Linked DNA regions of Mus musculus: region 1 is linked to region 2. A link is a loop called in an ENCODE intact Hi-C map of the cell type or tissue named here. Cell type or tissue: left cerebral cortex. All regions are shown on one strand.

Evidence for each region. Hi-C counts contacts between places; a loop is a spot of excess contacts. Peaks named below come from ENCODE experiments on the same cell type or tissue, not always from the same donor. Only the 100,000 strongest peaks of a DNase experiment are listed, where the experiment ranks them.
Region 1: it touches region 2 in a loop (4-fold over the local background); 4 of 42 quality-filtered maps call a loop at or near these places.

What each region holds. Positions count from the first base shown.
Region 1 is chrX:75,090,715-75,098,714 of GRCm38, reverse strand. Dkc1 (dyskeratosis congenita 1, dyskerin) reads right to left here and starts at 2,861. Exons shown (of 15, transcript NM_001030307.2): 1 at 2,588-2,861; 2 at 1,814-1,881; 3 at 1,346-1,432; 4 at 162-253. The coding sequence starts at 2,603. In left cerebral cortex, CTCF peaks have their summits at 2,959 and 3,489; DNase peaks (open chromatin) are centred at 2,192 and 2,808; H3K4me3 peaks cover 1,808 bases; H3K27ac peaks cover 880 bases.
Region 2 is chrX:74,448,795-74,456,794 of GRCm38, reverse strand. It overlaps Ikbkg (inhibitor of kappaB kinase gamma), which reads right to left. Exons shown (of 10, transcript NM_010547.2): 10 at 3,017-8,000. Among named protein-coding and RNA genes, the nearest start is that of Ikbkg, 23 kb to the right of the region's middle. In left cerebral cortex, a CTCF peak has its summit at 3,849 (motif pointing left); a DNase peak (open chromatin) is centred at 3,834.

The sequences.
Region 1 (8,000 bases), 640 kb before region 2:
AAATAGCATGAAGACATAAAAAGAAAAGCAAATCACATATTTAGGTTATATATTCAGGACAAAGCTGTTCTAAGCTGCCACTACTACTCCCTTGAATAACAAATAAATTCAGTGAGAGCATCAGTTTCAAAAGACTTTAAGTTTGGACAGAGCATGCCTACCTGATATAGTCCCCAATCTCCCTCTTCAGAGGATTTGAACCACAAGGAAGAGGTGTATAGTGTGCTGTCCTTACATTTAGCTTATCAAAATTCTAGAAAGCAATAACATAAGTTTAATAACATATCAATAGAAGTAAAACAAGAGTCAGTAAATAACACCACCAACCACTGTAGCCCTTCAAGCCCATAAATGTATGTTGTTCCCATTATTAATGACACACTACTAAGCCTTCCTACATACTAGGGAAAACTGCAATACTAGTAACTCACGACACTTGAGAACAAACTTTGCAAGTTATCTTTTGACTTCTACACGTATGCCATGTGGAGCATGCACCCCCAACATCCCACCCACACACTGTAATCGATGAAATAAAAATTTATATTAAATTTATATTTTAAAATCTTCTTTGCTAGATGTCTTAACTTTATAGCTGGTATCCACTTTGTGAAAATTATAAATTTTAGTTCAATGGGTTACTCAATATCACTAATTAAATCCCTAAATAATAACCTATAATTTCTATGACATGCAACCGTAAACTAAGCATGCTTCATAGAATACCTCCTATAACTCCCTGCACATCATCCTAAGAGAAAATAATCATGAGCAATTAATAGATTCAGTGAGGTTAAAAGACTGGCCCATGGCTGGGGAGATGGCTCAACAGTTAAGAGTACTGACTGTTCTTCCAGAGGTCCCGAGTTCAATTCCCAGCAACCACATGGTGGCTCACAACCATCTGTAATGGGATCCAATGCCCTCCTCTTCTGGTGTGTCTGAAGACAGTTACAATATACTCACATAAAAGAAATAATTGTTAAAAAAAAAAGTGGCCTAGGATCACATATACTCTTATTTCAAAGGCGTCTGGCTTCAAAACCCCATGTTCTTAGGCACTGAAACAGTCTACAGGAGTTGATTTCAAAAGTGCAATTGTCTAAAACCTAACAGCAATTGACATTTTGGTGACATACTATATTCCATGCTACATCATTTAAAGTTTTCTAAATGTAAACTATGCTGGCAGTGAGCATTCCTTTTTTGAGACAGGGTCTCTTTATGTAAACTAGGCTTGCCTGGCCCACTGGAATAAAGAGCATGCAACACAACACCCCAGCAGTAAGCATTAACTAGAAATAATATGGAATTCAAGCATCCATCTGATACACAGAAAACATACCTTTAGTAACAAGGGCCACTGAGAAGTGTCTAATTGAGCCACTTTAGATTCTGGTTTGATAAGAAATTCTTCAGCATGTTGTATTTCCTTCAATAGAGCAGAAACATTTCTCAGCTTAATTTTGGAAGTGCATGCCTTTTAAACAAGAGGAAAGGAGGGGTGTGATTTCTGAAACCCAGGTCACTCAACTTTAGGAAGATCAAGTTGAATCCAAATATTTTAACAAAACCATGGGTCTGCTGATGGAGTAAGGCAGAGAAATTCAGGGTCAATAGCTCACCATTTAGCATGCCATGCATGTTAGAAAATTTCTCTGGGAGTTGTATGATTTCAGGTTTTTGCCCGTTCTACATAATGACCACTAAGTACTAGCATATTGATTGAGAATATTTAAAAGCACTTTCCCCCTTTAATGTGCTGTTTACTAAATTATCTCAATCAGTCGAAGCAAAGTAAATTTCTACTCACGGCAACATCATCTTCTTGTAATGGCTTCCGGTCTTTTTTCTTCTTATGCTTCTTTGGGAATGTAATTACTACAAGAAACAAACTCAATATTTGAAGATTTTGAAAACTAAAACCAAAGTTTAAAATTAACTCTAAAATCGGGACAAAGAAAACATTTTAAAGTCTGACATTACTGGAGAGAACTTACGTTTGTGAGGCCAAACACTAGGATGGCTTGGCTGGTAAATGACTCTAGCACGTGTTGGCTTCCCTTCGGGTTCTCCACGTGGCTGTGGCAAGGCCAAATATTACTTAGGGAAGCACTTGTCCACAGGCTGGAAAGTTTCACAAACGAACACTGCACTGTCCATAGGGGCTTGTGATCTCTTAAAGTTTTTCTTGTAGGTCTGAGTTACACTTGCTTCCAACTCCTCTGTTCCTTTCCTTCCTAACCCTTGCTCTGCACCTTTGCTACCCTCATTTCCATAATGTCCTGCCTAGTGCCAGCAGAAATGCTACCGCGTCTCCTTATCACGACACAGTCGCCTCCACGGCTGATGCCTTTGGGAGGGGACCCTGGTAGAATCTTTTGCACGAAGCCAGGATCTAATGAAGCCTAGTCACTGGTCACGAATGCGTGCATTCACAGGTAGAGCCAGAGCCGAGTGGTGAGACAGCCAAACTGCGAGCGGGAACACGGGGAACCGCGGGTCACGATGCAATCTCACTATAACTAGCTCCGGGTCGTGTAGGAGGCCCCACAGGTCTCATGGCACTGCCACCAGAACCTCTTACCTTCTGCATCCGCCATCTTGAACTGCACCGCGTGCGTCCCGCCCAAGCCGCCACAAACTAAGAACTGTAGACTCCTATGGTGTGAGACCCGTCCGGGCACGTCATTAGGACCCGCCCACCGTTGCACCGCCCCTAGCTTGCTGATATAAAAAAGGGACGTAGAGAAGAGGAGGAGGAGGAGGAGGACAGGACGGGGTACGGGGGCAGGAATCTCTACGAACCCGCGGACTGTCTACTCAATCCCATTGGCTGATTCGGCCACGGAGGTGTGACCGCACATGCGCCTGGAAGCTCCCCCTCACTCCTCCCCACCCCAACCCCACACTGCCAACCCTTGGCAGAGCGCCTTGGAACCTTGGCCAGGCTTCTGCAGTAACAGACTACAGCGGGTGGGCTGTACTGTACCCTCCTCCAGTCTAGCTTCAGCTTCAGCACTTGGACATCCTTCTTAGCGCGCTATAAATAGCTGGTTTTAACTCAAACAGACATTTTTTTGCTTGCTATCATGTCAGTTTCAATTGAAAAAGACATTGAGGTACACAGTGTCAAAGTGAAAGCTGTTTACTCCTTGAAATTCCTATTAAGTTATGGCTGTATTGGCCAATAGGAATTGAGTGCAAGCCTCGTGTAAACTTTTAAATTTTCTAGCAGCTACATCAAACTAAAAAGGTTGAAAGTGATTCTGGTAGTTAATTTTACATAACCCTGCGGATCTGGCATGTTATTTTAATACGGAAGCAATATGCAGCAGTGTGTAATGTTTTGCTTTTTTCTGTATGAAGTTTTTTTCCAGTGTGTTTCACACTTAACCTGTACACTTAAGTTCGAATTCCACAGCCTGGACATCAAGTGCAGAGCTCTAGTGGCTGAGATAATGTAACAGCCAGAAAGTAACAGCTCTAGGATTGAGCCCTGACTTTTGTCGGGTAGAGTCTTCTGGCTGTTAATCCGAGCTACTGCCTTTGAGATAAGATCTCTGGAATATCCTCCTTCACCCTGTTTCCTATTCTACCTCTGTAGATTCTTTTGGCTTTCTGGATTCATAACCCATATCTAGTGAATTTGATAGATCATTAGTTATCTTCATTGTAGATGGAATCATTTGCCAATAGTTTTCCAGTTAGTTGTTGCTGACAAAAAAAAAAAAAATAGTATTCTTTTTCTTCTGATCTACAATGCTAAAATCAGATTTTTTCAGTTTTTTTTTCTGTTTTTTTTTTCTTTTTTACTATGACTTACAATGGGTTTTTATGTCTTTATGGAATTCATTTTGCTAATAGTGGTAATGATCAGAATTGACTATTAACAGATAAGACCCTTAGAATTAAATGTTATTTTATAATGCTCCAGTGATAATTAATAGGGTGAGTAAATCTGAAGTACTCATTTGCCATTTGTCCAGTGCCTTCATCTTTGTCCTGTATCTCTATGCTCAAATCTTTTTGGAGAGATTTTGCTTTCGGAGAGTTCCAGAACCCGTGGATTTTTCTTCACTCTTACTTCTCTAACCATCATTATAATGTCTCTATTTCTCCAGTAGCTTCCTGAAGTCCCAACTTTTTCTACTTTCCCTAGATTGTCTTAATAAGCAGCCTGAAAGTATCATTAAACTTAGGTCCTGTTTATGCTTAAAATACTTTTTAAGGGTTGATGATAAGGTTCAACAGTGAAGTGTGAGTGAGTGAGTGAGTGAGTGAGTGAGTGAGTGATGGATGAGAGCAAAGAAAGAAAAGTTCATTCCCCTCAGACAGATTTTCTTAAGCCAAGAGTTAACCTCTGCTTTGCCCCAGGACACAATTTAAAAACCTAGAAGCTGCAGGAGAAAAAAAAATGTGTTTGAAAACAATCTTAAGAGTTTGTAAATGTGTGTCTCTGCACAGGAAAACAAAAAATCCAGTCTCTTCTCAAAGATTAGGGATTTAAGTCTCTGAAGTTTCCCTCTCCTAATTTAGGGTTGGTCAGTTTGAAGAAAGATAGAGTGGTTGATTAGCCTACTGTTTTGTAGCAAGCCCTGAACCAGCCTTGAATTTGTTGAGCTAGTTCACCAGCAGGGTCTCACAGGTGGAAGACAAAGGCTTACAGGGCTTTTGTTTTATACTGCTAGGCCTTTGTCTCAAATCAGGAGTGTGAGGAAGAAAACAAGCCATCTTGGAAATTTAACACTTTTGTTGCTAGTCATGGACCCTCATCCTATCTGTGTGCCAAGAAAAGTATCTTAACACCTGATGCTCTCTAGTTTCATCAATTTTCCTGCTAATGGCTCAATTCCATTTCATCCTTCCTTAAGGCTGAATAAAATTCTACTATATATATATATATATATATATATACATATATATATATAATCCCATATATATGGGATTAAAGGCATGTGTCACCACTGCCCAGCAATAAGCATTGATTTAAGAAAGTGTTTTAGCCTAGTTTAGTGATGAATGCCTTTAATCCAAAAGGCAGGCAGAGCTTGAGTTCAAGGCCAGACTGGTCTATAGAGCTAGTTCCAGGACAGCCAGGACTACATACAAAAATCCTGATTTGAGCGGGGCGTGGTGGCACACCCCTTTAATCCCAGCACTCGGGAGGCAGAGGCAGGCGGATTTCTGAGTTCAAGGCCAGCCTGGTCTACAAAGTGAGTTCCAGGACAGCCAGGGCTATACAGAGAAACCCTTTCTCGAAAAAAAACAAAAACCAAACAAACAAAAAAACCCAAAACCAAAAACAACAACAACAAAAAACAAACAAAAAAAGAAAACAAAACAAACTAAAACAAAAAGTATGTGTTTTGTTAGTATATTGTACTGGCTAGTACATTGTTTTATGTGTCAACTTGACACAAGCTGGAATTATCACAGAGAAAGGAGCCTCCCTTGAGGAAATGCCTCCATGAGATCCTGCTGTAAGGCATTTTCTCAATTAGTGATCAAGGGTGGGAGGACCAATTGTGGGTGGTGCCATCCCTGGGTTAGTAGTCTTTGGTTCTATAAGAAAGCAAGCTGAGCAGGCCAGTAACATCCCTCCATGGTTTCTGCATCAGCTCCTGCTTCCTGCCCTGCTTGAGTTCCAGTCCTGACTTCCTTTGGTGATGAACAGCAACATGGAAGTGTAAGCTGAATAAACCCTTTCCTCCCCAACTTGCTTTTTGGTCATGATGTCTGTGCAGGAATAGAAACTCTGACTAAGACATATATACTTTTAGATTTTGATTCCAGACTATATTTCTATACACTATTTTCACCACAATCTGGCCAGTTTCCAAAACAATATTCCCACAGTTATTTGAGAAATCATCACTGAACTTGGATGACTCCTTCTGGTACTAAATCATTTACTAGCTAGAGATGTTATCATGTATCATCACTTACTGATGCGGCAATTTCTTTTTGCTGTTAGACAAACTTCGCAGAATGCATTTACACAAGTCTACACCTAGGAAGTATAGGTTAGTTACTGTGTGGTCTCCTGATACAATCATAATATGAATAAAGTTTATAGTAAGCTTTTAATAATGTTAAAAGTGTAGTACACTTGGGAGGCAGAGGCAGGTGGATTTATGAGTTCGAGGCCAGCCTGGTCTACAGAATGAGTTCCAGGACAGCCAGGGCTACACAGAGAAACCCTGTCTCCAGAAAAAAAAAAAGAAAGAAAGAAAAAGAAAAGAAAAGAAAAAGTGTAGTACAATAAAAACATGATCCAAAAAAACCCCAAAACAAACAAGCAAACAAACAACAACAAAATACCAAACAAACAAACCAGCAAGCTGGGCAGTGGTGGTGCACACCTTTAATCCCAGCACTTGGGAGGCAGAGGCAGGTGGATTTCTGAGTTTGAGGCTAGCCTGGTCTACAGAGTGAGTTCCAAGACAGCCAGGGACAGACAGAAAAACCATCTCAACAAAACAAAACAAAACACCCAAACAAAAACAACAACAAAAAGAAACAAAACAAACAAACAAACAAACAAACGGGGGCTGGAGAGGTGGCTCAGCAGTTAAGAACATTGATTGCTCTTCCAGAGGACCTTATTTCAATTCCCAGCAACCACATGATGGCTCACAACCATCTGTAGTGGGACTCAATTCCGGTGTGTCTAAAGACAGGGACACTATACTTATATTTATAAAATAAATGAATCTTTAAAATTTATAAAAATTATAAAAAACAAGTAAAATGTAAAGCTATGGTCAGGTGTGGCAGCACAACCCTTTAATCCCAACACTTGGTAGGCAGAGACAGATGGATCTCTATGTGTTCAAATCCAACATGGTCTACAATGAGAGTTCCAGGACAACCAGGGGCTACATAGAGAAAGCTTCTCTCAAAAAAAAAAAATCACAAAACAAAACAAAACAAACAAAATCCCCAAAAACAAACAAATAGACTAATAATAAACTGGACTTGATTAAAATTTAAGCCTTTTGCTCTACAAAACACATTGTTAAGAGTACAATAAAATATGCTACAGACTGGGAGAAATATTTTCAAATTATGTACTCTGACAAAAGACTGTGAAGGGAGCCAGGCAATGGTGCGTCATGCCTATTTCTGACATGTGGGAGGCTGAGACAGGAAAATTGACATGAGTTCAAGGCTAGTATGGGCTACGTAGTGAATATCAGGCCAGCCTAGGATACAAGTAAGGATTTATTGGATCATGGTTCTTTGTTTTGTTTTGGTTTGGTTTGGTTTGGTTTTTCGAGACAGGGTTTCTCTGTGTAGCCCTGGCTGTCCTGGAACTCACTCTGTAGACCAGGCTGGCCTCAAACTCAGAATGAACTTTTTTTTTTAATTTTTAATTTTTAAAGATTTATTTATTTTACATGTCTTAGGGTTTTACTGATGTGAACAGATACCATGACCAAGGCAACGCTTATAAGGACAACATATATTTGGGGATGGTTTACAGATTCAGAGGTTCAGTCCAATATCATCAAGGTGGGAGTATGGCAGCATTCAGGCAGGCTTGGTGCAGGAGGAGCTGAGAGTTCTACATCTTCGTCTGAAGGCTGCTAGCAGAATACTGACTTCCAGGCAGCTAGGATGAGGGTCTTAAAGCTCACGCCCCAGTGACACACCCACTCCAATAAGGCCACACCCTCTAATAGTGCCACTCCCTGGGTCGAGCATATATAAACTATCACAATACATATGTGTTTTTGTGTACCACATGACTGCTCAATGCTGTCAAAAAATCAGAAGAGTGCATCAGCTCCCTTGCAACTAAAGATACAGATGATTGGTAGTTATGATGTGGGAGCTGGCAATTGAAACCTAGTCTAAATCAGCAAGTGCTAAATCACTTCTCCCTGTGTGTGTTTTCATTTTTAAAATTTATTTATTTTTATTTTATGCATTTTGACTGCATGTATGCCTGTGTGAGGGAGTCGGATCCCCTAGAAGGATAGTGACAGATGGTT
Region 2 (8,000 bases):
GGTTTAAGCCAATAGAAAGTCTTTATTAGTCAGTCAGCAATTACACTGGGTGTTCGGGATCCCAGCGCAGCCCCCAAGCCTTTCTCAGGTTGTGCCTTTAAACACAAAAAACAAATCCTTGGTTAACATAATTCAGTTAAGAAAAATGGTTAGCTAGAAGAACTACAGAAGCAAAAAAAGAGTTAAGATTAGAATATTTAGAGACTTTCCCAGAACTATGGACTTTGATGGATTTTAGGTCTTTGTTTTTGTTTTGGCAGGTGGTGCTATCTAAGTACATTCACAGCCTAAATGGTATTTCCATCATGTAACCAGTTGTGCTAAAGTCTGGGGACTTTTACAGTTTGAGTGGCTACATTAATGTAGCAGTGTGATGCTTTTGATTTACTTACTTTTTACAATAAAATAATTCTTGTATAATATTGTTTTAAAAGAAGATAAGTTTGCCAACCAGTGGTGGTGCAGGACTTTAATCCCAGCACTCAGGAGGCAAAGGCAAGCAGATCTCTGAGTTCAAGGACAAGCTATTCTACAGAGCAAGTTCTAAGACACCCAGTGCTACAGGGAGAAAGCTGTGTGTAGGGTGTGTGTGTGTGTGTGTGTGTGTGTGTGTGTGTGTGTGTGTGTGTGTGTTTCAAGCTGAGCCAAGGGATACACACATGTAATCCAGCAGCTAACAGGTTGAGGTAGGAGGATGGTTTCAGGAGTAGATAAACATCCTCAGAGCTACTTAGGTTCTTCCTGTTATATCAGGAACAGATGATACCCACACTTTGTGGGCTTTTAAAAAGGAACATGAGGGAAAATACCTTAAAGATCTAACCCACCATGATGTACCTTATGAATATCCTAGTTGTTTTATAAATATCCACTAAGACACCTTACAAAAAATAACAAATCCAAAGCTAGTTAGATGTCTCAGTGGGGAAAAAAAAAAACCAACTGCCACCAAGCCAGAGAACCTGAGTTCCAGCCTTAGGAACTATATGGCTGAATAAGAAAACAGACTCATTCATGCCAGTTGTCCTCTGCACTCTGTATATCTGCTATAGCACATACAATAAATACATAATTTTTAAAAAGTCATGTAATATACAGAATGAACAGATCATACTTATATATTTAGAAACATAGACATACACACATGTATATGTGTATATATATACATGCATATGTATATACATATACATGTATGTATGTAAAACAATAATGAAATATGAGACCATAAATTTGAAAAAGAACAAGGAGAAGTATATGAAAAGGTTTGGATGGAGGAAAGGAAAGACAGAAATGATGTAATTGTATTATCTCAAATTTAGAAATAATAAAAATAAAAATAATAAATCCTATGAGGCTAGAGAGATGGCTTATTGGTTAAGAGCATTTGCACTTTCGGGGAACCCAAGTTTGTTTTCTATCATCCATGTCAGGCAGACCACAACTCTCTGTAACTCCAGCTGCAGGCAGTCAGATCCTCTAGCATCTACAAACACCTGTACCTATGTGCATACTCCATACATGTATACATATACATAACTAAAAATAATTTGCAAACAAAATAAAAAGAAAAAAAGAGAAAAAAATTTGCAAATAAGTATTTTTAAATGAAAAATCCAATATCTCACCCTGATAACTATCAGCAATGTTCTATCATTTGCTAAATATATTAAATTCTTGCTGCTTCCCTTCAAGATACCTTCAGAATTATCAAGGTAATTCTGGCACAATAGCAATAACAGTTGCTATTGTTATGTGCCCACTTTTATTTCAGCCTGCAGTCATTTTGATTTTTATGCCTAATGCAGCTAAATGTGTCTCAGTTTTTCTTTAAGAGCATCCTTATATTTCTGGGACAATATTATTTGGCTCCTTGTGCTTTCTCTGTCCTAACCCTGGAACCTGTCAATTCTCTAGTAAACACAAAACCTGATCCTCTACAGCTTGGAGTCCCTCTTTTGTATCTTCAAGTGTGAAGTCTCCCCATTAATGCACTGATTCCTACATAGTGTGATTCCCTTTCATTCTAACACAGATGTAAGTTCCTTACACTTTCTGTGACTCTGCCTATTATAGCCAAAATGGGCCCCACATAGTGGTTCTCAACGTTCCTAATGCTGCAACCTTTAATACAGTTCGTCATGCCGTAGTAAGCCCCCACCCATTAATTTTCATATTGCTACTCCACAACTGTAATTTTGCTACTGTTATGCATCATAATGTAAATATCTGACACGCAGGATATCTGATATGTGACCCCAAAAGGGTTGCAACCCACAGGTCAAGAACCACTAGACAGTGGTCATAGAACTCAGCCCATTGTGACATTGTAACCCATCCTAAACTCTTCTTTCAGTCACACAAAATATTTAGAGCAAATATCCTTACCCTTTTCACATCTGTGTCCCTTTTCCATTAATATACTTAACTATGGAGCCAATCTTTAAATCCATAAGAGCATGGATGGGCCTGCCAGACTGACAAATCAAATTCCATCCCAGCCCTGATCCTAGGATACTTGGCACCAGTGAAATCAAAAAAGCTGCTGTGCCTAGGTGGTCTCTTCTTTCCCACTGGCCACTACCTATCATACTTGCCCACTTAATTTTGTTCCTCTATTGGTGTAGTAGGTAGGGCCCATGTGTTGTCCAGTCCATGCTGATTTAGAGGCAACTGCTAGTCTTCAGTTAGTTCCAATTGTGGAACTCAGAAGAAAGGCTATGGTGTGATCATTCTATTTTGTGAGACAAAGTCAGTCACACATGTCTCACCTCCAGCTCTGCCCTTCTACTTAGTGGAACAATGCCAAGAGCTCATCAATAGTTCACCTGTCAAACAGCTTCAAAAGCAAATATTTGGGGAGAAGGGTTGTGGGAGGGGGTGACCAGGAATGGGACAGTGAGCGAGATATAAAGTGAATAAGTAAAAATTAATAAAATTAAATTTAACAAAAGCAAATATTCAACTCTTTTTATATCATCTTCGTTGTCACAAAAAGTTCTGGAAAACTGCAGGGCTTAGATAACATTTTAAATGCCAGTTTTATTGCAACCTAATCCATATACAACAAAAGTCATTCATCTGAAGTGTTCCTTGCACATTCACAAATGTATGAGTATCGCCATAGCCAATTTCAGAATATTCTCATTTTCCCTCAAAGAACTTTGTATTCATTAACTATCACTCTCTCCTCACCCCTCTCACCTCCAGGGAATCACCAGTTAACTTTTTGTTTTATGAGATAGGATCTTGCTATGAAGCCTAAGCCAGCCTAGAACTCATTAACATCTTGCTTCAACTTTGAGTGCATGCTCTACCACAGACTGGCCCAACTGGCTTTCTTCCAAATTCTGTTTTTCATATCTGAAACCAAGACACTCATTAAAAACCTGAACAAAATGAAAAAAATAAGCTAGTCAGATATATTTATAATCCTAGCACTGGAGAGGCTGAGGATGGCTGTAAATTCAAGGCCATCGTGGATTACATAATAAGTTCCAAACTAGACAGGGCTGTCAAAGTCAGGGGAAGGTAAATAAAGTGAGAAGCTGATAACCAGGGATTGTAGCTCAGTGATGGTATGAATGCTTACATGTGAAAGACCCTGGGTTCTATCCCCAGCACCACAAAAAAAGGCTATTGGTACTATAGTCCTAAAATAAGATTTCTGTACTATAATTTCTAGTACATTAATAACTTCTATAAGTCACCAATTATGGTGACAAGTGACGTCCATGAAGATATTGGCAGGGGAATCCTGATATCGTCTCAGACAAGCTCAGCCATCAGTAAATGCAGTTTCCCTGTGTTGAGTATACGACTAAATTGATACGGCTTCTGTCTCCCTCTAGTGGTAGAAAAGAAAAAAACACTAGAAAAGGTCAGTGGTAGTAATGTGAGTTAAAACAGGGTAGTATGATTTAGGATGAAGAGATCAGATGAAAGAACTTTTGTTTACACTTATATGGATGACAAAAAGTAGTCAACAGTACAAATTAGGGAACAGAACTTTCTCAGCAAAGGAGACAACAGGAGCAACAGCCTTAAGAAACAGAAGTGCTGGGCTGGTGAGATGGCTCAGTGGGTAAGAGCACCCTACTGCTCTTCCAAAGGTCTGGAGTTCAAATCCCAGCAACCACATGGTGGCTCACAACCATCCGTAACAAGATCTGACTCCTTTTCTGGAGTGTCTGAAGACAACTACAGTGTACTTACATATAATAAATAAATAAATAAATCTAAAAAAATTTAAAAAAAAAAAGTGCTAAGTGGTTTGAGGAAAGGAATAGAAGGCCAGTGTAGAATTGGCTGAGCTTTTAGAGAAGTTGACATGACATTAGATCAACACAAGGCTGAAGATGGAGTTTAGGTCTCAAGTAACAGAAAATCAGTGGAGAGCACTAAGCAAAGTGGAAACAGATTTACCAGATCACACTGGTTGCCAGTAGCAATGGATAAAAAAGAGCCTGCAGTTTCAATATGAAACTGCACCTAACAGTCAAGGCAAGATGAAGGGACCCAGGACATCTCACACTGAGCCTGGCTAGATCAGAATTGAACATCAAACAACTTCTCTCATAACTAACTTCCACTGTTACCTAGTCCTCCCAATGGTAGATAGATTGTCCAGGTACCCAGGCAGGAAACCAAAAGTCCAGCAATCCCTCTCTTCCATGTCCATAATGTTGGCTGCAGCTCCATACCTAAGACCCTCATGCTGCTCTGACCTTCTCTGCAAATCATCTCTTTCCATCACTGTCACTAGATACTGAACAAAATGCTTCCATGTTTCCAAATACCCACCTGTATACAACACTGGTGTGCTTATAAAAAGGAAACACAAGATGGCCATGTGACAAAAGTGGCAGAGGCAGAGATGCAGGTACAACTAGAGAAAACTAAGAATTTCTGGGACCTGCCACACACTGGAGAGGGGCACTGGAATGGGTTATCCCTTATGAGGAACCCACTTCTCAGATGCCTGCCATCCTTAACAGGGAGAGGAAATCTGTTGCCTAAGCTCCCTAACGTGTGGTACTTTGTTGCTGCAACCACAGGAAATTCAAGCCCCAAATTAGTTGACTTGGCCCCTTTCACCACTCTGTTGTGTCAATAATGAGCTTTCCTCAGCCATAGGCAGAAGAAACCTCAGAGCTGTGTGTAACAGCTACTTCCTATGTAATACAGGGGAATTAAAGAGATAGAAATAGCAAAGAAAACCTTTGTTACTGGCAATCCTACCCCTACATCCAACAAGGGAGGACAGAGTGCATGCTTGAAAGTCTTACTTCTTTATTTCATATTTTATACATAATTTAATCCTCGGGCCTTTTTATACCATCGTACAGAGAATGTTCATGTAATAAAATGTTCAAGATGCTAGCCATGCAGGCCTGTGTCATCGGATATGTTGTATCTTATTTCATCACAGCCTTGGGTGGTAACAGATGATGGTGCCATAACACTGGAGAGGCACTCCAATGAAGCAGTCACTGTGAGGACCAAACTGTTGTCAGGTAAAGAGGGCTGGGGATGCTTCCAAAGTGCTTGTTCATCTCTCCAAACTCCCACCTTGAAAGGGGAAACACTAAAAGGTAGGCCTTACCTTGCCTGAGGGTGTCACACACAGGGCTGCAATTGTTCCTTTTTAGATATCATTCCTACCTACAATCTGCCTTATCGTTTATTACTTCAGTAGGTGAAGCACTCTGTACTGTCTTACTGGCTCTCTGGTTTTCTCTTGGGCATGGGCCAACAGGAAGAGAGCATACATAAGAAGCACTATCTATTCCAGAACAGGTCTTCTGGAAAGGGCATGCTTCTAGCTGTATGGATCTAAAAGTTGTCTGCCAGAGGCCACATAAAATTTGTGCAAAAGCAAGTAGACTAATTCCTGAGGGGAATGGAACGACCACTTTTTCCAGTTCTAGCTTAAGTAATTCTGCAAAAGAAAAGAGCATGTCTCATGTCAAAAAGATGGTAGAATCTCAAATCTTTGATGTACGGTTAATCATACACCATACTGCAGGGTAAGTCGGTGGCAAGGGCTCCCACCTTCTAGAAGGGTACTAGGTCCCAACCATTACCTTGTGCCACCCTCAGATTTGTCTTGACCAGTGCATGAAGCCCATGTTTTCAAGCTTCCTACTGTGTAACCTGGGTCACACCTGCTTTCTGGGACCCTTTCAGGATAAAGTACTGGTCAGAAATGCACCTATGCATCTCTGTTTATCCAAGAAGCGTGAAGCTCATGCAGCCACTGCAGGCAGCCCAACAGCTCTCTCCTACTATAGCCAACCTGCCTTTCCCAATCATTCCCACTGACCCTACTAACAGCATCAAGCACTGACAAGGGTCTGCCTTCAAACTCTGAAGACTACTGGTCATCACCCTAGAGACCAGGTCTCTCTAGCAGAATTACAAGGCTTTAAAGGCCCTGCCTTTGGGCTGCATTTACTCAGGTTCTGATGATATCCATACTCCGGGTTATATAAGCCCAAACCCCCATAATGTGAGAACAAGACTTTATTTGGGGAAAGGATCTTGGTAGGTGGAATGAGTTAAGGGTCTTGAACTGGAGATCCTCCTTAATCTAATCAAATAGACCCCACATGCACAACATGGTTTCCTTATGAGACAGAAGAGAGGAAGAAACCACAAGGCCCTAGAACCAGAAACTGGAGTGATGGGTCTATGAGCCAAGCAACACCAAGGACTACCACAAACCACTGAAAGTTAAGAGAATGCCTGGAATTGATTCTCACAGCCTCCAGAAAAAACTTAATATGTGGCTTCCAGACAGGAAAGAGTGATTTGTTGTTGTTGTTGTTGTTGTTGTTGTTCTTGCTCTTCCAAGTTTAGGAAAAATTTTAAAGCAGCTATAGAAAAGTGATATATACCACCACAAAACTGGACTCAACCTAAACCAATAGTATTCCTAAAGGAAAATTATAGATTAGGTATTTAAATGAAAACACATAAGCAAAGAACTTGTTTGTTCCTTTAACATTTTCCTAAAGATCTTTCTGATAGATACCTGGGAATTAGGAAATGGAAAACTTACTCTGCATCCCCTGAAAATTCCGAGAAAGCCCCCAGCTCAGGATTACTTTTTAAATCCTTTTTTATAATCTGAATTCTACTTAGCCTTCTCACTCTTAATGGGAAAGAAACCATGTAAATAAAAGCCCCCGGGATGGATTCACAGATACCACTCAGAACCATGAAAGCTTACAGGAGGGCAGGAAGGATTTAGACCTAAGGAATGAGCAAGGCATATTTATTGCTTTCTCAACTACAACTTCCTTTCCTTTACTAGAACTGCAGGTCTAATACCAATGACGGTAAGGTCCCACAAAATGTCTAGAACCTTGCAAAACAAGTGAAGTGTTCCCTTTTCTGTGATCAGTCAGTCACTGCTAAATGGTTCCCTAGGACATTTTGGCTGGTGAAGAACATGTGATCACAAACTCCAGGAGTGTGATGAACTATGGCCACCACCATTCACAGAAGGTAACAATGTGCTTGGCAAAAACAAGAGCACACTGGGGCTAGAAAAAGGAAAGCATACATGTGAAATACCTTTCTGTTGACAAAGCAGTCATAATTCCAAAGTCAAAAAACTAGGAGTAAAGAATGGGTAAGTAGGAGTATAAAACAGCTTCTAGGCCCCAAAACACTAACAATCAATGTGGAACAAGGGGTGCACTTCTGTAATAGTCAAAACCAACCTGACTGATAATCAAAAAGCTCTACAAAGCCCAAGAACAAATGGCAATGTCCCAACAGAAAAATGGGTAGGAATTATGAAAATCCAAGTTACATCAGAGGAATTAAAAAGGGCCCACATGCCCCAGAAAAAGACACTTAAGCAAATTCTTTAGTAAAGAATGGTATATCTTAGAGATGGCAAAAATCCAAAGGTCTGCCCACCTCCTCCAGGGCAAGGATCCAATGTCACATCTAAGCATCTGTCCTAAAGGTACACACAGATCAGTGTACAA